Regions from separate parts of the Homo sapiens genome. Here region 2 is linked to region 1. Evidence: chromatin contacts called from ENCODE Hi-C or POLR2A ChIA-PET data. All regions are on one chromosome and are shown on one strand. Each heading gives the region's core, a stretch centred on a gene start or an enhancer-like site at or near the end of the contact. The rest is flanking DNA. Distances are from core to core; before and after follow the strand shown.

Region 1 (6,428 bases), core at 1,671-4,170:
GGGGATACAGGATTGCCACACGCGAAACCGTTAGATAACAGGAGAAGATAGCGCAGGATGTGAGCCCCGAGTGGGACTGGCAGAAAGTGAGGGCTACCGACAGGCAGAGGCTACTGTGGTTCAAAGCAAGGGCTTTGTGGTCAGGCGGGCAGACTTGTGTTTGAGTCCCGGCTGGCTCTACTGCTTTTGTGACCTTGGGTATGTTGCCTAACCTCTCTAAGCTTTGGTTTCCTAGTCAGTAAAAAGAGCCTAAGAATAGAACCTACTTTGGAGGGATGCCATGAAAATTAAATAAGATGATCCATGTAAAATGCTTGGCACAGAACCTGGACATAATCAAAATACAATGGGGGAGGAGCTGCTATAATAATGACTATTGTTGGAGTCCAGAGGCCGGAGACAGTGGCACAGAACAGAGGGCTAGGTCGGTGGGGAGTCGAGAAAGTCTTCCTGGGAAACCTGAGTTTTGTCCTGGAGCTTGAAGAGGTGGTCAGGTGAAATCAATAGCAAGGCATAGAGATGTAGGTAGGCAGGGCTTATGTAATGGAGTGAGATTTCAAATGCCCTATCACTTTCAAAGAAAAATCTGGTTTGATCTGTGGTTGAAGTAGAGAAGGAAGTTGACTATGGGGAAGAGGTGGGAAAGAGATGAGGTCTTCCATCCTTGTTTCCAAACCCAAAATGTGAACAGAGACAAACCTCAGGGACCTAAACAAGAAATCTGACATCCAGGGCTTCTTTGCCCACTTCTGGGCTGTTGTGGGAGGAGAAGGGGTAAGAGCCTGGGAAATGGCTGAGGGCAGAGCTGGTGGCGGATGGGGACAGGACCTGAAACAAGGGAAGTTAGGAAATGTGGGCGAGGCCCTTAATGACTGTGTGGGCTGACTCATGTGGGAGACCTAGCTTCAAGGCCGCATGGAGATCCAGCATCCTGTCAGGCGGGAGGCCAATTTCAAGACCCTGGGCATCTCTAGTCTAAACGGTTGCCAGCTAAGAGTGGGAGTCCTTAGGGGAGCAATCCTTGTGCTAATCCAATTATTCCCTAACAGCCTGCCTTATCTCCCGGATGTGAAGATGAACTCCTTAGGAGCCAGGTTCTCCAGGAAGGATGCTGCTTGTTTCAGATGCTCTATGTTTTTGTTTTGTTTTGTTTTGTTTTGTTTTGTAGAGACGGAGTCTTCCTCTGTCACCCAGGCTGGAGTGCAGTGGCGCAATTTTGGCTCGCTGCAACTTCTGCCTCCTGGGTTCAAGCAATTCTCCTACCCCAGCCTCCCGAGTAGCTGGGATTACAGGCGCACGCCGCCACACCCAGCTAATTTCTTTTGTATTTTAGTAGAGACGGGATTTCACCTTGTTGCCCAGGTTGGTCTCGAACTCCTGAGCTCAGGCAATCCGCCCGCCTCGGCCTCCCAAAGTGCTAGGATTACAGGCATGAGCCACCGCGTCTGGCCCAGACGCTCTATGCTTAAACATCTGCCAAATACCTGCTGTCAACCACTTATGTCGAGCATCATGTGGGCCTTGTCAAAAATGCTAATCCTCAGTTCTTTTCCCTAGAATCTGATTCCATGGGTTTAGGGATTCGGGAATCTATTTTCTAACAAGCATCCAGGTGATTCTTCAGGAAAGGCAAATTTGGAAAAGGCTGACTTGGTAGTCTCTTAAATTCCCTTCAGTCCTAAATCTAGGCAGCAGAGAGCGGGTAGCGGGAAGGGCCCCTGGATGATAGCAAGAGGCCGATTCTAGCCGGACCCTGCAGTTCACATGGCCCTGTGCTGGGGAAGCCCTAGAAGGGAAGGAGGCTGCAGAGAAGGGAGTTTTCACCCATCAGTAATCAAGGTCCCAACAGAAGTGAAAATGGAAGTCAGGGAACAATTGGTTTTGAGCATCTTCGTGGGGCTTTTTCCCTTGCCTGGGACTGGCAGGACAGTGTAGGTCTGAGCAGCTTCCACGATACACACGGGGACACTTAAGCCCAAAGAATTTTTAAAACGTGCCTAAATTCCACAACTAATCAGAGGAGGCAGCAATCCAGATCTCCTGGTCTTCACCCTTCTTATTGTTGGGGTGCACCGCAGGGCACGCATGTTTCCTTGTGGCTTGTGGGAAAGCCACTGTCGTGGAGCGCCAGCGTCCCGAGTCCCTGGAAATTCTCCCAAGTGACCTGGAATCCAACATTTCCCTGGATTTTCATAGTCTATAATAGAGAGAAAGAACCGGGTCTGCGGTGGTGGGCAGGACTGAGGAAAGGCCGTGAATGCGGGAAGCACGGGAGGCAGGACTGAAAAGGAAAGAGGCACAGGGGCTCACAAAACCTGAGGGCCGCGTCCCAGTGGGTGACCTGACCCATCAAGGTCTAACACCTGGCCGTGGCAAAGCTGGGCGAGAACCCCCGATCCACCCTCCCAGTGTGGGGCAGGGAAAAGGCAGAGTGCAAAGCGAGGTCTGATTTTGCAGAAGCTTTTTAGAAATTCGCTGTCAGAGAAACTGAAAGACCAAACAAAACCCCTAAAAATCCAAGCCCGATTATTTCATCCACGTGGCACAAAAGCAAGCCAAAAAAAAAAAAGCGGGGGGGGGGGGTGGCGGTGCAGGGCGGGGGAAGAGTCACCCGTCCTGCCCCTGCTGGAAGGAAGGGATTTGCCCCGGGAGAGCAAACTTCTGACTCCGCCTGGGTCGCTGACTCCGCGCGGCCGGGCGGGAGGGAGGTCGAGGAGGCCGCTCGCACAAAGCCGCGGAGCCGCTGCCCCCTCTCCCCGCCCCCTGCCCGGCCAACGCCGAAGTGCGGAGAGCAGCCGCGGGCCCTTTAAGGGCCGCGAGGTGCGCGGTCTCTTTAAGGCGGGTCCTGGTGGTTTCTGTTTTCTGAAGGAAGTGACGGGGGGTGGGATTGAATGAAAAGTGCAAAACACAGGCTCGCAGCGCTGGAGCCCGGGGCCGCGGAGCCGGGCCGGGGCAGCGCCGTCTCCGCCTCGGGGCCGCCGGGGGCGCCCTGCTGAGCGCTACCCACGTGCGTCCGCGCCACCTCGCGGGCGACCCCGCGGCCAAGGCCCCCGGCGGAGCGGCTCCCGGGCGCCCCGAACTAGCCCCCAACTTTGGGCGAAGTTTGCCTGCGCCTCTCCCCGCCCCCACGCGGCGCGCCGGGGCCGCGGACGGCAGCGGCCCCCGGGGATGCGCCTTCCCGGGGTACCCCTGGCGCGCCCTGCGCTGCTGCTGCTGCTGCCGCTGCTCGCGCCGCTGCTGGGAACGGGTGCGCCGGCCGAGCTGCGGGTCCGCGTGCGGCTGCCGGACGGCCAGGTGACCGAGGAGAGCCTGCAGGCGGACAGCGACGCGGACAGCATCAGCCTCGAGCTGCGCAAGCCCGACGGCACCCTCGTCTCCTTCACCGCCGACTTCAAGAAGGTGAGGCGCCCTCACTCGCCGGGGTGGCACCTTCAAGCCTGAGCCCCCCGGGATCCCAGGCGCTCTCTTGCCTGCAGACGGAAAGACGGGCCCAGGAGGGAGACGCAGCTGGCCCAAGGTCACGCCGGGCTCTTCTCTACACCTCTTTGCCCACTCCCCAGGGCCCACCCCTTCATTCTCTCCAAAGAACCCCTCTGCTTCCCTTTCTCACTCCCTCCTCCAGCGCTCCCAGAGCCCCCCAGGTGCTAACCCTCCTCCAGAACTCCTACTAACGACTGGACTCCCTTCTTGGAGTCATTCCCCTGTGCTCTAGTGGGAAAGTCCTAGGCGAAGTGTTCTCGCTGTGGGCTCTCACTGTGGGTTCTCCCTGTGTGATCTAGAGCAAGCAAGCCTCTTTCCTCCTATGGGCCTGGCTTCTCACCCCTGTACAGGGCACTGAGGGGTCTGCGAGGCCTCCCAGCCCTGACATTTTGGAGTCCCTCTGTCACCTCTCCCTCTGTTTCACTTTTCTGGGGAGAGCTGGTTGCCCCTGGTCCCTCTCAAGCCGGGAGAAGCCCTGTCTCCTCTTTGGTCTGGAAGGCTGGGGCGCTTGCAGCAGGAGGATCCTGGAGAGAGACCCCAGCTGAGGCCCCCTCCCTCTGGGAGAAGTGCTGCCCTTCACTCTGCCTGGCAGAGAAGCGAGCCAACCCCCCTATTTTGGCCCAGATTAGGGTTAGGGAGTTAGAGACCAGCCCGGTGGGTGGGTGGGTGGGTGGGTGTGGGTGTGTGGGTGTGTGTCCCAGATTACGGTTTGGGAGTTAGAGACCAGCCCGCTCTTGGTGTGTGTGTGTCTGTGTTGGAGGGAATAAGAAGGGCCTTGCACCCAGGGGGCTGGGGGATTATCAGGAAATGGGCCTGGATGGTGAGTGACTAACAGTGACCCAGCAGCAGGAAAGCTGGAGGAAAAGAGGGTGGGTAAGTCTTAGGTATTCAAAAGGAGCGTTCTGTCTCCTTCCCCCAGCTAAAGAGAGGCCCTGTGAGGCTCTGTCCCTGGGGGAGTGCAGGGGTGAAGCCGATTAGATAGCTGGGGGAGCCCGGGGCCCCGGGGACCCTTGCTGAAGCTGCCTGTCTTTCCTCCCTCGTAGAGACAGGGCGCTTTAGAGGAGAGGTGGCGGAGTTTGGGAAGTCAGTTAGGGACCCAGCCAGATTGCCATAGTTAGCAGGGGTGAGGGGTTAGGCTTGACCGCTAGAGGTGGGTGGGGTTGGGGGGTGAGGCTTGACCGCTGATTGCCCCAGGGCCACGGAGTTGGCACTGACATTGGACATAAGCAGGCAGATGGGGGGTGGGGTAGTGAGCGTTCACAAATGGGAAGACTTTGTAGCCCATCCTTACTCCGCAGGCCTAAGCTAGGCACCCTGCCTCCCCACCTAAACCCTAGGAGAATTTTATCAAGTGTGTTCTGTTCCTGAAAAATCTATGTTAGTGGCTGGATCCATCAGGAATCGGGGATCTAATCTTCTGTCCAAGCCCTTTGTCCTTGAAAGTTAGCCTTAGGCCAGGCTGTGAGGCTCCCAACCCCCTGCCCACTGGATGTCATCTTGTGGCTGCACTAGAATCCTGCAGAGAGACTTCCCTGGCTGTGGCCAGGACAGTGAAAGGCAATGGGTAGGGCTGAGCTTTTATAGCCTTTAGCTACATCTGGAAGGTTTTTATTGCTGTGATCTGAAGGGAGAGGCTAAGAAGTACCCAGGTAGCTGTGATGTGCTGGCAGTAGTGGCTGATGGCGGGGGTGGGGTGCTGGGGATTGGAGTGAGGGTATGCTGGTCATCTGACTGCCCAGTTAGAAAATGCATCTGGAGATTGTGAGCACCTCATTTGAATCTCTACAGTGGTTCAGACCTCCACCCAGGTTTCTAAAGTCTGATTTTCAGGTTAGCCTCTGACCCAGAAGCTACCATTTCATACCCACCTCTGGCATCTCCAATTTCATCAGCAAGGGAGGGAATTGGGAGTGGAAGACACCGAAAGGAAACCAGCTTTCCCAAGTCCCTTTAACTCCAGGTTTCTCCATTGGCCTAGGACGGGGTGGAGTTGGAGAGTGCAGTGTGGGGGAGAATAGCCTTACCCTCACCCAGGCCACTCACTCACTGCCTGCACTGGCCACAGCAGCTTCTATGTCCAGATCCTTCTAGGGTGGGTCACCTCTCAGTTCTCAAGGCCCCATGCCTCATAGTGTTTGTCAGATTTCCATAAGAAAGTTTGGTCTAGAAGGAATGATTTTTCCTATAAGAAAAAGACTTCGGCTCGGTGTGGTGGCTCACATCTGTAATCCCAGGATTTGGGGAGGCTGAGGCAGGCTTATCGCTTGAAACCAGGAATATGAAATCTTCAGGCCAAACGAGACCCCTGTCTCTACAAAAAATTTAAAAATTAGCGGAGCACGCTGGTGTGTGCCTTGTAGTCCCAGCTATTCAAGGAGGCTGAGGCAGGAAAACCACTTGAGCCCAGGAGCTGAGGCTGCACTGAGCTGCAATTGTACTACTGCACTCCAGCCTGGGAAGTCACGCTTTTTGTGTTTCTTGTACCAAACTCATTTGCAGTGATTTGGGAAAAGTCCTCATCTACTTGGGAAGAGCCTTGTTTGCCATTTGATCACGTTGGGGAGAACAGTCCAGACTGAATGAGACAGACTTGGTTTACCACTTATTAGCAGGTTCACCCTGGGCAAGCTACTTGATCTCTCCAGACCTTCATTTCTTCATCTATAAAATGGGGATAATAATAGCACATATCCCACAGTTAGTAGTGCCTATGACATCCTTACTCTGTATTAGATACTGTGTTAAGGGCTCAAGACATAGGAGCTGTTAGCTTTGCAATTGTGGCTCACACAGCATTTCAGCAAGGATCCTCTCTGCTAAACTTGGACTCAAAGACATTGAACAACGGACCCAAGGTCATGCAGAAAAGTCAGTACTGAGCCTGGAGGATCCTTGAGCTCTTCATCTTAACCTTCTCCTTGAAGTGCCAAAATTGCTGGCCAGCCCCT
Region 2 (6,428 bases), core at 1,449-3,948, 130 kb after region 1:
TTTTCAAAATAGTGCCATGTGAGTTAAAATTTTTAAATCAACAAAATTATATTTTTGCCTTCTTTTGAGTAAAATACCATCATGTAGGTAATGATATCCTGTGGTAGTATAATTCTTTAACATTTACAATATTTTCAGTTCAGTACAGGGCAGATCATGCTTCTGTCATTTACACTTTAAGCTAATTCATACAGTTTAAGTCAAGATTTTAAGTCAAGATTATAAAACTAGAAAGGGCAGACCCAAGATTTTAACCTAGATTTTCTGGCTCTCAAGTCCCCCATTGTTTTTTTTCATTTTAAATTATTGTCTTTCTTTGTACTGTATTTTTCTGTGCTATTTTCCTTTAGTAACTCTCCAGCTTGATGAAGTCAGTTGGATTTTTCTCTTACAGCATAGTTTCTAGTACCTTACCCATTCTAATTTTAAATATCTCTTGAGGATAAAGCTTTTGTCACTTCCTCAGGAGACTGAAGCACAGTCTGATAGATCTTGCTGTCAGGAAGTTTTTCCTGATCTTTACGTCTAACTTTTCTTTTAAGTTGTCCTGTTACTTGTATGTACTTGCTGTACCAGGCTAAATAATGCTCTCCTCCCATTTTATGTTTGTATGATTCTAAATGTTTCAGACGGTTATTCATTATCCTTTCCGGTCCCCTTCCCTTACTCTTTGCTTAGCCAAGCTGTATGCTTTCTGTTGATCCATTGTCTAAAAATCAGCTTATCTTAATATTTCATTAGCTTTTTCTCAGTTGCTCTCCTACTGCAAAAATATGGGTAAAGAGATTCTCAAGGTCATTTTGATTCACTTTTATTTTAGATAGTCTTTAGGATGGATATGAGATATGTCACAGTCAAATGAAACAAATTTATACAAACAGCATGATTACCAAATCAACTAATTAAGCAATTACTCATGTTCTAAAAGGCTTTTTTACAAAGCGATTCTTTCAAATATGAGTACCCTCAATGTAACAAATGTTATCAATTCTATGACAAAAGGGTAGGGTATAGAAATAATGTTAGCCACCTTTGATGGAAAATCATCTTGTTGCAATATGATGAAATACATCAGGAAGTTGTTTCTTATTTTTTCCAGTGGTTTTTCAGTTCGTTATCTTAAATTGTAGGTCAAAACATTCCTCGATGTTTGGTTTATTTTTACCTTATTGTTTTGTCTCCTCTTATTTCCACATGTTAGTGAAATAACAATGCTTAGCAGTATTTTTTTTTTCAGTAAAATGGATATTGTGAAAATTGAAATATTTTACTTTCTTGCTGTTGTATTTACAAGAATTGTTAATGACAAGACAGTGTAACAGAAAAAGTGCATATTTAGATTATTATAAAATCTGTAAGACTGTAGACCTTTTGAATACTTTATTAGCATATTTTCTTTAGTACTATTTTAGTTTCAAATTATTGAGATAGATGTCCTTGTTTTGTATTTTGCTAATATTAATATTTTGTATTTTGGTAATACTAAAATTTGCAAACATGCCAAATTTAGAGCATTTTACTTTTTCAACTTAGAATATCTGGAATCATCAAGATAGTCATATAGGGAAGACCGCTATAAGACAGCTTCTAACTCCAATAGAAGCCTATGAAGCTAGTGCCTGGTCAGAGGCTGTGCCTAAATTGCATGAGTATATAGTGTCGACTTTTAGTAAAAGAAAAAATACACTAACTTTACCTCTTGAATTAGCATGCACCAATGCAGTTTAGATTCATACCGAAACAGGATCTTTTACTAATTCAAATGCTGAGTCCTGGTTTTTGAGATCACAGTCACATGACAGGCCTGGGTGGCTTCTCAGTGTCTAGAGACAAGCAAATCTACTGGCCAATGAAAAGTAGGTTTCCTGTCTTGGACTGCAAGTAACAATTCATGCAGAAATTGGAACTATATAAGAGAGCCTGGTTTTAGTTAATGCTTTCAATTAGCTGCTTGTCACACTGCTTTTTCTTTTGGTGTTATATAACACATTAGAGTCATTTAAAGGTACACTCTGATACTACAGTTTTTGTCAAATATTACATATAAATGTTGATTTTACATTCATATACTCAAAAGATCAAAGAGGACTTTGTAGATCTTTTATGGATTCAAAAAAATGTAGATTATTTTGTTGTAGAAAAACTGGCCAGGCGCGGTGGCTCATGCCTGTAAATCCCAGCACTTTGGAAGGCTGAGGTGGGCGGATCACTTGAGGTCAAGAGTTCAAGACTAGCCTGGTCAGCATGGTGAAACCCTGTCTCTATTAAAAATACAAAAATGAGCCGGACCAGGTGGCACATGCCTGTAATCCCAGCTACTCGGGAGGCTAAGACAGGAGAATCACTTGAACCCGGGAGGCGGAGGTTGCAGTTAGCCAAGATTGCACCACTGCACTCCTACCTGGATGACAGAGCAAGACTCCGTCTCAAAAAAAAAAAAAAAAAAAAAAAAAAAAACTGGAGACTTCATCAGCCTCTGAAGGAATGATACCTGAAATTGATCTTGTAATGCAGAAAGTGGCTATATGTTATCCAGAAGAGTAACAGATACCCCAAATACACTTGCTAACACAAGAAATCCTGTGAAGGTGCTTAGACATACCCTTCCATAGATTTTAGATGGGTTATCTGCCTATGTTCCAGACACAAGCCGATATGTTGTGGTTTGCCCAGTACAGTCTCTGTGGTTTACTGAGAGGAAGTGGTTCTTGTGGGTGAAGGTCTGATCTTTTCAGAGATTGTTGGTGGCATATGCACTGTCAGCCTATTTCCTGTTTTATTGGCTGTTTAGCAAGACCTTCTTAGGGCAAGTGCTGCTGAAGAGGTATTTAAATATTTTGTATTGGCAGGATAGATGGTTATAATGATGTATTATTATATCACTACTTCTCAGGTGATATGAGAGTTAAATGAATGTTTGTGAAGTGCTTTGAGATCTTAGGATGAAAAGTACAGACATGTTCTTAGTCATTTGCAGGTTACTGCTATGTTCAGATATTGCTCTCTTGAAGTTAAAACTTGTTCATGTAGTAAAGTGTTACTCTATTAAACTTGATTTCTGTAACCATTCAAGTGTTGTTTTATCACCACAAGAGTCATGATTAGAATTTTTCCCCTTTTTTTCCTTTCTTTCAATGCTCCTTTATGATTTTACCCTAGAAGAGTTTCCTTAATAGATTCCTTGCTCTAGTACTGGTTAAGGCATATTTACCAAACTTAACACCTAGCAAGCTTGTCCAACCTGCCTTATTTTGCTGTTGTTCTTCTGTTTTGTTTTGTTTTAGGCTTTCAGCAGCCTGAAGCCATGGTTTTTAGTTTCTGTCTCTAGTGATAAAACGGAAAGAGGGATGAGGAAGGGGCTTTACTGGCCCATCCAGAAACAGAAACTAAGAACCCATGACTGTATTCTCTCCCTTGAACAACTGTAACTAGAGCAAACCTCTTTGCCAATTTAACTGGCATACTAAAATAATGAAATTGTGAGAATTTCCTTTGAGATTAGTAACTGTACCATCCATATACAAAACACTATATTGCTTTGCTGAAACCTGAAAGTGAGCAAACTGATAGAAATGCATATAACAGGCCGGGCGTAGTGGCTCACGCCTGTAATCCCAGCACTTTGGGAGACCGAGGTGGGCGGTTCAGGAGGTCAGGAGATCAAGACCATTCTGGCTAACACGGTGAAACCCCGTCTCTGCTAAAAATAGAAAAAATTAGCCGAGTGTGGTGGCGGGTGCCTGTAGTCCCAGCTGCTGGGGAGGCTGAGGCAGGAGAATGGCATGAACCCAGGAGGTGGAGCTTGCAGTGAGCCGAGATCGCGCCACTGCACTCCAGCCTGGGCACAGAGCGAGACTCCGTCTCAAAAAAAAAAAAAAAAAAAACGAAATGGCGTATGTCATACTCCTAAATATATATATATATACAGTATTTAGCCTTGGACGTTAAAAAAATTAACAATGAATGGGGGAAGGCTTTATTTAAAGCTAAATTGTTAGCTAATACGTGAGTTCTTCAAGGGTATAAGAATAGTTCTTATTCATTTTTAAGTAATTATCGGTAGCCTTATTATATTTTTATTTTTTAATACTGAAAAGCAGAAGGAAGAAAAATAAATGGCCCAAATGATCCAACTACCCAGATGTTGCTGCTCAGGTTAAACGCACACACGCATACACACACAGAAAATTCAAATCATATAAAATGGTATAAAAAAAAGTATTCCTACACACCTGTTAGTTTTCATACCTTCTCCTCATAGGTAACAATAGTTAATTTTTTTGGTTTATCTTCTGAAACATTTAAAAATATATACCAGCCTATAATTTTATTTTTTGCACCTACTCCATAATAAGTGTATCTGTCTTCTTTTGCTAGGTTATGCTGCTGTAGCAACACTATCAAATTTCAGTGGCTTACAACACTGCTTTTCTTCTTGCTTATGCTACACCTTGTCAGCTGTGGATTGACTGCAGCATTGCTTCACGTTTCTTATTTTGGAACCCTGGCTCAAGGAGCATCCCCTGTCTGGGCTGTGCCATTATTGTGGATGAGGGAGAGAGCAAGAAAACAGATGCAGACATACAATGGCTCTTAAAGCTTTCACTCAGTCATGTTGTATGTCACATCAGCTCACATGTCAGTGGCCAAAGCAAGTCATATGGTCAGAGCTCACTGTCAGTGGGGTAAGGATGTATAGTCCTTCCACAGGTGGCATTGCAAGTTGCATGATAACAGATAAGGCTGTATAATCCTCTTAAGGAAAGTGGAGGTTAAATAATTTGGAACAATAAATAATATAGTCTACATCAACAAGTTCAGTAAATGCTTGTTAAATGGGTTATTTGGAGTCTATGAAAGTTTCTTTTTTTTTAGTGGGAAATTCAAACATAAACAGAAGTACAGAGAATGGTATGATGAACCTCCCTTGTTCCCTTTATTACTCCAGCAGTTAATGTACGGACAATCTTGGTTTATCTGTTTTCTTTCCCCCCTTCTCACTAGATTATTTTGAAGCAGTTTTTGGATATCATAATTTCACTTACAAGTATTTCACTAAGTATTTTTAAGAGATAAAGTCTGAACGTGTGACTTCTCATAGTAAATTATTACTGTCTGATAGGGTGAGGTAATAGTACTATATAGACTGACAGGTGTCAAGCAGCAGAGCACGTTCATAGAGCGTATCTAGAATTTGACAGCCTGAACTTGTTTTGATTTCATTTTGAGTATTTCTGGAGGAGGCTTACAACAGAATGCCATCTACTTTTCCAGCCTCTCCCTTTCTTTCTTTCTTTCCTTCCTTCCTTCCTTCCTTCCTTCCTTCCTTCCTTCCTTCCTTCCTTCCTTTCTTTCTTTCTTTCTTTCTCTTTCTTTTTCTTTCTTTCTTTCTCTCTGTCTCTCTCTGTTTCTCTCTCTCTCTCTCTCTCTGTCTGTGTGTGTGTGTGTGTGTGTGTGTGTGTGTGTGTGTAGCAGAAGCAGGTAATTAACCTCTGGAAAAAATAACATTGCAACAGATTTGATTTGCAGAGGTTTCATTTCTCACTGAGCCTCTGTTGGAATGATGCCAGTTGAAAGGAATCCCAGCTCTTAATGGCTCCAAGTCTTCTGGGAGCTCTCAGTGATGTTATTTTCTTTGGAGAAGAACATCAGAATCATTTATAAAAATCCTGTGTTCACCCATGCCATTTGCTCTGTGGAGAAAGGATCTATCATATCTTTAAGATGATCTCTAAGATGATATAAAAGTAAAGAAATTCATCTATCTAATTTTAGTTTAGAAATCATTAATGCCAATTTCAGCTGCTCAGGTTAGTTTGTCTTGAAGGCCTGAAAGCCTCCATTTTGATTCAAGATGTCGTAGATTTTATGAGCATTCAGTATAACCAGTAAGTTTGTCATTTCCATGGTTGTAGGGAATATGAGACATTCTGTTATGGATCTAGGATTACCGTTTCACAGGACATTCTTTTTTTGGGGGGATTGTTAGGTAATAAACAGTGGGACACAAAATAAACAGATATAATCTCTTCAGTTTGTAGATTTTCAGGTGACAATGAGGTGGCAGAAGAGGATTTGTGCAGATTAGGAAATAAATAATTATTGTATATAACATGATGGAAATATTTTAGTATAGTACCACTATCAAATTAATTTTGTTTCCTTAACTAGCTTCTTTCATTGTGTACAGAGACACTTATATTAAAGTAGTCTTTATAGATATCCAGTTAGCTTTAGTTTTTTCTAATTACATTATATTGCTAGTCTCATTTCAGAGTCCATGTAGGAACTACAGTAGAAAAGTAGCTATCATTGGCTTGTAAATAAAATTACTTAATTTTGAGTTTTTCTTGGGAAGGAAAAACCAGTTTTACAGAATTAGTGGAGTTGATTCTGGTTTTGGTTACTTGTGACAATATAGTCTATTT

The links. A loop is a pair of places that touch in the nucleus more often than their neighbours do. ChIA-PET counts read pairs that join two places held with the same protein, here RNA polymerase II (POLR2A). Pooled maps may share reads with other maps.
Region 2: a loop to region 1 is called in a pooled map, with 5 times the contacts of the local background. The contact joins the enhancer-like site here to the promoter of OAF in region 1. A Hi-C loop is called at or near these places in 1 of 168 maps with a recorded cell type or tissue (naive thymus-derived CD4-positive, alpha-beta T cell) and 7 of 50 pooled maps. POLR2A ChIA-PET finds 5 or more read pairs at or near these places in 2 of 52 experiments (HepG2 and WTC11).

What each region holds. Positions count from the first base shown.
Region 1 is chr11:120,208,112-120,214,539 of GRCh38, forward strand. OAF (out at first homolog) reads left to right here and starts at 2,921. Exons shown (of 4, transcript NM_178507.4): 1 at 2,921-3,399. The coding sequence starts at 3,169. RefSeq lists an enhancer at 1,674-2,215 and silencers at 2,549-2,808, 2,989-3,038, 3,129-3,238.
Region 2 is chr11:120,341,838-120,348,265 of GRCh38, forward strand. The region is part of intron 1 of ARHGEF12 (Rho guanine nucleotide exchange factor 12); the gene reads left to right. Among named protein-coding and RNA genes, the nearest start is that of ARHGEF12, 8.6 kb to the left of the region's middle. Within about 2 kb of position 2,699, at least 3 of the 41 ENCODE cell types and tissues checked have a DNase peak (open chromatin) inside an H3K27ac peak, as active enhancers do.